Linked DNA regions of Homo sapiens: region 1 is linked to region 2. Evidence: read pairs that join two places in POLR2A ChIA-PET (ENCODE). Cell type or tissue: Panc1. All regions are shown on one strand. Each heading gives the region's core, and the rest is flanking DNA. Links, peaks and the distances in the headings are about the cores only. Region 1 overlaps SBF2 (SET binding factor 2). Region 2 overlaps SBF2 (SET binding factor 2).

What was found. ChIA-PET counts read pairs that join two places held together with the same protein. Peaks named below come from ENCODE experiments on the same cell type or tissue, not always from the same donor. Only the 100,000 strongest peaks of a DNase experiment are listed, where the experiment ranks them.
Region 1: POLR2A ChIA-PET joins it to region 2 with 18 read pairs; 3 of 35 experiments call an interaction of 5 or more read pairs at or near these places.

Annotation. Positions count from the first base shown.
Region 1 is chr11:10,198,544-10,203,928 of GRCh38, reverse strand. The region is part of intron 1 of SBF2 (SET binding factor 2); the gene reads left to right. Among named protein-coding and RNA genes, the nearest start is that of SBF2, 93 kb to the left of the region's middle. In Panc1, for the core only: no CTCF peak of the experiment used is centred there; no DNase peak of the experiment used is centred there.
Region 2 is chr11:10,273,596-10,278,980 of GRCh38, reverse strand. The region is part of intron 1 of SBF2 (SET binding factor 2); the gene reads left to right. Among named protein-coding and RNA genes, the nearest start is that of SBF2, 18 kb to the left of the region's middle. In Panc1, for the core only: no CTCF peak of the experiment used is centred there; no DNase peak of the experiment used is centred there; H3K27ac peaks cover 1,456 bases.

The sequences.
Region 1 (5,385 bases), core at 239-5,238, 75 kb after region 2:
ATGCTGGGACTCCTGACTCCTGTTACATGCATATTAGGCCACTAGAAGTTGTTGCACAGCTCTGTTTTTGTTTTTTTGTCTTTTTCCCAGTCTGTTTCTCTGTTTCATTTTGGAAGTTTCTATCATATAACAACCATTAACCTTTTTTTCCTTGTAGTGTCTAATTCATTAGCTATATCCAATATATTTTTTACATTTATATTACTGAAAATATGCAACATAATGATAATTTAGAATATCTTTATCTACTAATTAATACCTACATCATTTTGGAGTCTATTTCAGTTGATTGATTTTTGTCCTCCTTGTGGCCCATACTTTTCTGCTTCTTTTCATGCCTAGTGATTTTTGTTTGCATGTTAGAGTTGTGAATTTTACTCTCTTGATTGCTGGATATTTCTGTGTTCCTGTAAATATTCTTGAACTTCGTTCTGAGATGTAATTAAGTCACTTGGAAATAGTTTGATCTTTTTGAGGCTCGTTTCCCAGCTTTGTTAGGTAGATCTACAGCAACATTTTATCTAGGGTTAATTTTTCACACTGAGGCAATAATACCCTCTGGGTTCTCTGCCTGATGCCTAGTGAATTATGCAAGTTTTTTCGTTTTTTCCTCTTGGCTGTTGGGAACAAAAACAGTCCCTGGCCTTGTGTGATTTCTAGGGATTGTCCTTTCTGTTCCTTTCGTGTGCTTCATTCAGCCTTCTGCAGGTCTCTGAACTTCTTTCTCCCTGTTAATCTCTCTTCTCTTTGATACTCTGTGAACCCTAACCTCTTTGGGTTCCCTAGATTCCCACCTCAATTGCTTCAGTTTTACCAGGACTTCTGGATTTTCCTTGATTGAACTGCAGTCTAGAAACTGCACCCCCCTCTCACCCCCCCACCCCAGCTAAACATCTAGATCCTGCATGGAAACTCTTACCAAGAAGTAAGCTGGGGCAATTATAGGGCTCACATAATTTGTTTTCTTTCTCTCTGGGTTCACTGTCCTCTATTGCCTGATGTCAGGTGTCTGAAAACCATTGTTTTGTAGATTTTGTTTTTTTAGTTGTTGTAGGTTGGAGGGTAAATTCAGACCTTGTTACTTCACCTTGGATGAGGTAGAAGTCCCTAAGGTAATGATTTTTGGACCTTTTGTTTTTTTGAGACGGAGTCTCGCTCTGTCACCCAGGCTGGAGTGCAGTGGCGCAATCTCAGCTCACTGCAAGCTCCGCCTCCCGGGTTCACGCCATTCTCCTGCCTCAGACTCCGGAGTAGCTGGGACTGCAGGCACCCGCCACCACGCCCAGCTAATTTTTTTTGTTATTTTTAGTAGAGACGGGATTTCACCGTGTTAGCTAGGATGGTCTCGATCTCCTGACCTCGTGATCCACCCGCCTCGGCCTCCCAAAGTGCTGGGATTACAGGCCTGAGCCCCCTCGCTCGGCCAGTTTTGGACTATTTTATTATATAGCTAGTGGGAGAATTACTGAATTATTTTGATCAGAGAAATTAGTGTGAAGAACTTTGATTTTGCAGAGCTTATTTCTAGACTGCCGGAAACTTGAACATGACTCGGAGTGAAGTGAAACAGGAAGCAGGGAGATGATGAGGCTGCTGCTGTTACCCAGATGAAGATGATGAGAGTTTGAACTACTAGAGTGATTGTGAATGATGCTGGGGGTGGGAACACATTCAATGCATATTTGGAGAAGGGACTTGATAAGACTTTCTTTTCTTAAATGTTGATGTACAACCATATAGTTTTCACAGCATTCCAGACTGCCAATCATTCTTTCTTCATTGCTGTTAAAGAAGACATTTTAATTCAGTAAAATGATGCATTCTGAAGAATTTCATGAAAGTGCTAGATCATATGTTTAGTTTTAATTTCAGTTTGTATTCATTTCTCAGTTTTTCTTAATCTTGACATTCTCTAAATTGCTGGATTTATACATTCTCAGTGAACTGTGAGTTTATAAGGATTAAAGCTGTGTAGCTGCTGTTTATTTATTATTTTTAATGACATACCTTGTTCGTTATGTATTCTCTTCAACTTAAAAATGCATTTTTTTATTTGAGATGAAGTCTCGTTCTGTCACCCAGTGATTGTATTTTTAGTAGAGATGGGGTTTCACCATGTTGGCCAGGCTGGTCTCGAACTCCTGACCTCAAGTGATCTGCCCGCCTTGGCCTCCCAAAGTGCTGGGATTACAGGCGTGAGTCAGTAAAAATGCATTCTTTTTCACTTCTGTAAAAGCCTATGGACTCTTTCCTAAGTTTAACTCTGGGAAAAATAGCTTGTATGTTCCAAATAAACCTTTTGAATAATAGGAGATTGTACTGGAAAATCAGAAAATCACATTACATTCCTACCTAAATTTTTAAATAACCACAAAAAAGGCTTATGTCAGTTGAAACAAACAGACTTCTCTCATTAAATGCTAAATGGATCAAATATGAAAGCCTTTTGTAGAATGATTTCCTGCATGCTTTCTTTTCAGTGAATGAGCAGCTTTTATTTTCCTTATCTTTTGAAAGTTGGTCTATACTGGCACAATTAGATCTACTTATTCTGGTGAACTTTGATTTTCTGGCTGTCTTGGCATTATAACACAGGTCTTCTAGAGAACATGAAAATAACATTTTAAAAAAATCATTTGCTCAAAAGCAGATTTTCCAAATCACAAATGGGATACTTGGAACTTGCAAGTTGAATATGGCCTTCATCTTAGTTCTGTCTTTGGACAGATATCTTTAGATCAGCTTCTATTCTATTAAAATGAGTAAATCAATACATGTACCCAAAAGTCTGATTTTCTAGTGCTGTGCGTTTGCTTTAGCCATTTCTTCTGAGATGATATTCTTAATGAAGAAGAGAGAAGAACAGGTGCTAGGTACAATGCTGAAGTTCCAAGCAGATTGTTTTGGGAGAGAATGGAATAGAAGCACTGGTGCCAGTGTCAGTAATGTGTATATAGCATGTTTTGACCAAGACTTTTATCCTCAGGAAATTTTGATTATTATCGGGAAATTATAATTGGACTTATGCCAATATTGATGAATTTTTTTTCGGGAAATATTTTCTGGAGGAACTCCTTAAGCAATATTTTAATATAACATAATTAATTTCCATGTTCTCCATTTTTGTTTTTATTCTACTGCAATTGTTTTTATTGAGAGTTTGTCAATATATATCAGACTGTTAATTTAAAATGGTTGCATTTTGTAGTATATATCTGTAACTAAAAAAAGTAAGTTAATTAAATAAAAAATGGATATAAATACACTGGGTAACTGACATAGGATCCAAAAAATGCATGTACTGAGCTGACTAAAGAAATTTAACAGGGATAAAACTTGAGTCTGAAAAATCTTTTGTACAGGTACAGAACAGCATTAAACATGTTTTAAAAAGGGATTTACATGTTTCATTCAAAAGTAACTCCAGTAAATCAAGAGTCTTGTGGCCACCAAGAGACCTTAAATAACACCATTCTTCATTGTTAATAACATAATTGTCTAGAACAATAATAGTTTTCTTCTCTACACTATGTTATTCAGACCGGCTCAGTAATCTCAACTATTATGTTCAGGTTGGAGTGCTGTTCTGAGAAACATGCACCTACTCATACTGGTATATATTTTACATGCACATTAACTTAAATTCTTCCTCACAAGAGCTCTAAGAGTTAGGTAATAGTATCTTCATTTTTTATATGGGGGAAAATGAAGCACAGAGAAGTAATGTAATTTTCCCAGGATGGAATGGTGGAACTGGACTAGAGTATAGGTAACCTGGATCCTGAGTCCATATTCTTAACCCTGTTTCATATGTATATAAAACCTCCCATGATAGGTCACAATCAAAACGCAGATAAATGTTAATTTTTCAGCTCAAGCAGTCTTCCTGCCTTAGCCTCCCAAATTGCTGGGATTACAATAGCATGCCCCTATGCCTGACCAACATCCTGCTTTTAATTCCTTTGGAAATATACCCAGAAGTGGGATTGTTGGAACATATGATAGTTCTATTTTTAATTTTTTGAGAAGCCTTCATACTCCATACCTCCATATTCCATATTTTCCATAGTAGGTACACCATTTGACATTGCCATCAACATGCACAAGGGTTCCAGTTGAGTCTTGAGTAGCTGGGACTACAGGTTTGTACCACCATTCCCAGCTAATTTTTGTAGAGATGGGGTCTCCATATGTTGCCCAGGCTGGTCTCAAACTTCTGGCCTCCTCACTCCTGGGCCTCCTAAATCCCTGGGATTACAGGTGTGAGCCAGTGCACCTGGCTTTACTTTTTGCTTCAAATTTTCTGACTAAATCTCCTTTTTATAGACAGACATACTTTGGTTTATTGTTCTTTGCTTATTATTTATTATTTGTTTATTGTGCCTTACAGATATTATGGGTGGGTTTGTTTGTTTGTTTTAACAAATTGAAGATTTGTGGCAACCCAATGTTGAACAAGTCTGTCAGCTCCATTTTGCCAACAGCTTGGGCTCATTTTGTGTCTCTGTGTCGCATTTTGGTAATCTCACAAGTTTTCAAGCTTTTCCATTATATGTATTTTGGTGATATGTGATCAGTGATCTTTGATATTACTGTTTTGTTTTGGCATGCCACAGACTACACCCATGAAAGGTGGCAAATTTAATCCATAAATGATTTATGTATTCTGACTGCACCACTGACCAGCCATTCCATCATCTCTCTCCCTCTCCTCAGGCCTCTCTATTCCTTGAGGCACGCCAGTATTGAAATTGGGTTAGTTGATGACTTTACAATGGCCTTTAAGTGGTCAAGTGAAAGGAAGAATTGCATGTCTCTCACTTCAAATCAAAATCTAGAAATGATTATGTTTAGTAAGGAAGACATGTCAAAGGCCAAGATAAGTCAAAAGCTGGGCCTCTTGTACCAAACAGCCAAGTTGTGAATGCAGATAATAAGAAAATGAGACAGCATTATTACTGATATGGAGTCTGAGTGGTTTGGATAGATGAAATTAGCCACAACATTTTCTTAAGACAAAGCCTAATCCTCAGCACAAGGCCCTAACTCTCTTCAAATCTGTGTAGGCTGAGAAAGTTGCAAAAGAAGTTTGAAGCTGGAGGTTGGTTCATGAGGTTTAAGAAAAGAAGCTGTCTCTATAACATGAAAGTGCAAGGTGAAGCAGCAAGTGCTTATGTAGAAGCTGCTGCAAGTTATGCAGAAGATCTAGCTAAGATGATGAGGGCAGCCACACTACAGTAACAGTGTAGACGAAACAGGCTGTATTGGAAGAAGATGCCATCTAGGATTTTCATAGCTGGAGAGCAGAAGTAAATGCTTGGCTTCAAAGAACAGGCTTACTGTCTTTTTAGCAGCTAATGTTGCTGGTGATTTCAAATTAAAGCT
Region 2 (5,385 bases), core at 80-5,079:
ATTAAGCCATTGCGCCCAGCCTTGAAATAACTTTTTGAATAGTTTTATTTCCTAATTGTAGGTTAATTTGTATATTATAGGTTGTTATGCCCAATATGATAAAGATCATTTTTATTAAAAACTGTTAGGAAAGTGAAGGCATTGATTAAATCATTGTGTTGCTGGAATTGTATTTCTTTTTTTTTTTTTTTTATTGAGATGGAGTTTCGTTCTTGTTGCCCAGGCTGGAGTGCAATGGGGCTCGGTCTCAGCTCACTGCAACCTCTGCCTCCCCGATTCAAGCTATTCTCCTGCCTCAACCTCCCAAGTAGCTGGGATTACAGGCGCCTGCCACCATGCCCGGCTAATATTTTTGTATTTTTAGTAGAGACAGGGTTTCACCATGTTGGCCGGACTGATCTCAAACTCCTGACCTCAGGTAATCCACCCGCCTTGGCCTCCCAAAGTGCTGGGATTACAGACATGAGCCTCTGCGCCCTGCCAGTATTTCTTAATTTTAAAACATTATTATGGTCAGAACTGAGATCATTAAATATTATAAGATTTAATATCCTATTATTGCTGAGCTCTCGAAATTTTTGGGGTTGGTTATGCAGTTGTTTATTGAGTAAAAGTTATTTATTTAAAATTGTTATTACCATAATTTACATTGCGAAGGCAAATATAACTTTTATAAGTTGATAATTTTATTTTCCCATATACTTATCAATGTCTTCATCATAAAATTTTTCATAAGTTTTTAGTTATAGCTGTAGGTTTCATTGTTTACTTGAAAGAAAATTAAAAACTAATTTTGCCTAGGGAAATATTTCACATAACTGCTTAAGTTTAAATGAATTTCAAACAGTATAGATTGATCTAGAGTATAGGAACAAAAAGATTGTTAACTAAGAAGATAAAAAAGTTTGGGTCTTTTGGGAAAATTAATACTATTGCAGGGAAGTACAGAGAATTCTCACTTTAAAATGTTTAAACAATAGTGCTTAGTTAAGCTCCAACACTCTGCTAGTTTCTTGGGGTTGCCATAACAAATTACTACAAACTCGTGATTTAAAACAAACACCATTCTCTCACAATTCTGGAGACTAGAAGTCTGAAGTTAAGGTGACAGGAGGGCCTCAGTCTCTCTGAAGGATTTAGGGAAGGATCCTTCCTTTCCCTCTTCCAGCATCTGGTGGCCCCAGGGGCTCCTTGATTGGTGGTAGCATAACTCTGATCTCTTTCTCTGTCATCACATGGCCGCATTCTCTGTTACTGTGTCCAAATCTCCCTTTCTTTTCTTTTATAAAGATGCTAATCATTGGATTTAGGGCTCACCCTAAATCCATGATAATTTTCATCAGAAGATCCTTAACTATATCTGCAAAGACCCTGTTTCCAAATAAAGTCACATTATGAGATTCTGATGGACGTGAATTTTTGGACAACGCTATTCAACTCACCACAAACACAATGGTTCATGCAGTTATTATAATAATAGTAGTTTGTAAATATTAGGAAATCTATCTGGATAGAACAGTGCTAAATAGGCTTAATTTTTTAAAAACAATTTTGCAACAAACAAAATTATTCAAAAAGCCAAACATATGAAATAGGAATCACTCCCACAACATTACAAGTTAAATCAGCATCCACTCTAAATACTTCATTGAAAAATAAGCTGTAGAAAATTCAGAATTCCTTGGAAGACAGATACATAGCTTTGCATGATTTTTTGTTTGTTTGTTTAGAGACAGAGTCTTTGTGATGCCTAGGCTGGTCTCAAACTCCCGGGCTCAAGCGATCTGCCCGCCTTGGCCTCCCAAAGTGCTGAGATTACAGGCCTTTTTTTTTTTTTTTTTTTTTTTTGAGATGGGGTCTCGCTCTGTTGCCCAGGCAGGAGTGCAGTGGCACTATCTTTTTAAAGTTTTTTGTAGAGATGGGGTCTCCCTATGTTCACCAGGCTGGCCTGGAACCCCTGGCCTCAAGGAATCCTCCTGCCTTGGCCTCCCAAAGTGCTGATATTACAGGCATGAGCCATTGTACCGAGCCTGTTTTACACAGTTTTAAGAAAGGCTTAAATTTGTGTTGTGTTCCTTGTTCTAACTTTAAATTACTAGTGCCACCTGTTTTCTCCATATTATTATATTGATAACAACCAGTAGATACTTTCTTGGGATCTAGTGTCACAGCCTACATTTCTCTATACACTTGTTTTACAAGCAGAGACTATCAGATTGAATCTTCATTCATTTAAAAAAATTGAGTGTGTTCACATTATTGCATTGACTCTTCATGGTTACACTGAGTTATCCTTGAAGGTGCATAAAGGTAAAATAATTTGTCCATGTTCATACTGATCATGAATGGAATTAAAAGGGATTAAATGAAACTTGAACCCAGTTTTCTGGCTTTAAATCAAAACTTTTGTCTATAAATACATTGTGGGGACTGGGAGGTGGAGATGAGTAGTGGCAAAGGCACTGAATTGATAAACAGTGAGTAGATTCTCAATTTGGCTGGAATATTGGGACCATAAGAAGAGAACTAATGAGTAATAAATGAAGATTATATTAGAGCAGCCAAAACAGTTTTTTTTCCAACTATTTTACTAGGCCAACCACTTTACATTGTGTTTCTTCTGTCCTCCTTCTCTGGAGTTGAAATTCTTGATATTTTGGCAGCCACAGGTGAGAAAATTGATACAAATAAATAAAAGAAAATTTAAAACTTGTTACACAGGAAGGTTTAAAAGTGTTTTCACTTTTGGTAGTGGAAACTTTGGTAGTCAGGAAGATTGAAAATGCTTTTGAAAATTTTTTTTGTTGCAAAGTATGGTTGCTGTTTTTGGCATAACAGGTTAAGTCCAGATTCCTAATTATGGTAGAAAATAATTTTTCCCCTCATCAGTAAAGTATTTTGTAGAAAGTAAAAAACTATGCAAATTGACCACTGTTAAAAGATCATTCTCAGAAAACATTGCTTTTTTTCAAGCTTCTTGAATTTAATGCTTTGCTTTTAACTATGATTACAACTCCAGAGAATTTTCAAATGTTGAAACCTGTATAGCATGTTGTAATCTGTAGTGTTATGAATACCACATAAATTTAGAGACAGCAATGAAACATCACATTTTTTTCCCCACTCTTAAATGTTGACTTAAGAAGTCACCTAGTAGACTCTCACTGGTAGGTATGATTAAAAATGGATAGAGCCTATAGAATTTTTTGTTAAAATATTTATTTTGAAACAATGAATTGTTCCCCAAGAAGCAGTTTTTGTTTTACTCCTTCTAGTGTATTGGTTTTTTTGTTTTGTTTTAAGATTCTGTTGCAGCCTTGGAAATGAGGAGGATTGGGATACTTTTTTTTTTTTTTTTAAATTAATGAAAGAATGTTAAACCGTAGAATACAAGTTAATGAAAAGTCATGTAAGTAAAAAGCAATTTTAGTTTTGTAAGGTATACATGTATTTTACTGTAGAAACTAAGAACACGAATAGTAAAACAGTATTCAGTACATCCTACAAATAACTTAAAATATTTTAGTTTTATCTTGTGTAAGTAGGAAGTCATGCGGAGATGGGTGTCATACCCGTCAAGATGCTCCAACAGAGAATCAAATATACTTTGGTCTTAGAATTTAGAGTTTTGCCACTAAAGACTTTTAAAGCCATATTGTGCTTTTATAGTTACAAGCACAAATGGGGGTAACACCTTGGGAAAAGTTCTGGCTCTCAAAGGAACCAGGTTAATTGCCTTTGCTTTCAGATTGATTGTCTGGTGTTCTCTCTTTCTTTTTTTTCTCTTCTCTCTCTTTTCTCGGTCTCCTTTCTCTATAAACTGTGTTTTGTTTTACTCACATTTGACTTTACCTCCTTATGGACTTAGTTTCTGGACTGATCCTTTCTCCCTGGCTATTGAGTTCAGGTGTCCATGTGATTTGGAAACTCTGCTCATCTATTTTTCTACCCAGTTTTTACTTTTAATTCATAACCAGGATGGTGGTGGTTCTGCTGCATATTTCTGGTGCATGCTTCTGCATATTCATTTGCATATTGCTTCCACTGACGTGCCTGTGCTAAACTGTTTTACTTACAGTAGTAATACATACTTGTTAAAAATTTTAAGCATTACAGAAACTTGCAGACTCTTGAATGTAGTACATAGCTCTACAGATCTTATCACAATGAATTTGTTTCTAGGTACTTGAACAGAAACTTTCTAATTCTTTCTTTTTTTTTTTTTTTTTTGAGATGGAGTCTTGCTCTGTCACCCAGGCTGGAGTGCAGTGGCACAATCTCGGCTCACTGCAATCTCCACCTCCTAGGTTCAAGCGATTCTCCTGCCTCAGCCTCCTGAGTAGCTGGGATTACAGGTGCCCACCACCACTCCCAGCTCATTTTTGTATTATTAGTAGAGACAGTGTTTCACTATGTTGGCCAGGCTGGTCTTGAACTCCTGACCTCAGGTGATCCGTCTGCCTCGGCCTCCCAAAGTGATGGGATTATAGGCGTGAGCGACTACTCTGGCTGAAACTTTATAATTCTCTTAATAAAATGAAACTTTCTAATTCTCTTAATAAAATGAAACCCTTAATAAAACAAAACCCTGTAATTTTAAACACTACAGAAACCTGCTGACTCTTGAATGTAGTACATATCTCTTCAGATTTTGTCACGATGAATTTAGTTCTAGGTACCTGAACAGAAACTTTAAAATTCTCTTAATAAAATGAAACCCTAGTCCTCCAAGGTTGACAGCGGAAGGAGCGCCTGCCTCTGTATGGGAAGGATTGGCTTGAACTCAAAGCTCCAGTTCTTCTATTTCTCCAGTGATCTCATGGAGTGCCACTTTTTCTTAACATTCTGGCCTAACTCCCACTGCCAAATCATTCATACTTTTATTTGCTGAGGCAAAGCTGCAGCAGTGAAATAAAACTTTTCTAAAGGTTAAAAATAAAAAGATAATGAAACCAGAGAATAACTTTTAAGTCAGTAGTCTGGTTTGCAAGGTATAGTTTCCTCCTTTTCAGTCTGTAGTCTCCTAAAGGGATTCCACCCTGCCTAGTTTGTGGTCTGCCATCATATGATGAAGGTCATCTTGCCTTTCAGCATGTTTCCTTAAGTCTAGGCCCTAGATGGTGGCAAGACAGACAACCTATTCCTGTCAGGTCTATCTAATGAGGTCCATTTTCCTGGTTCCAGTTTTCCATCCAAATGTCTGTTTCTTTTCTGTATGATTGATATCAGGGCTATGCTTCAGGAGATATTCCATTTCTTATCCAAGGCCTTAAACTACAGCACTAACTGGTCTGCTACATTATAATTTAGCACAAGAAGAAGAGATACACACATACAGCAGTGTGGGAAGGGACATCTTTGTTTTTGTACCTGTTTGCCACCCAT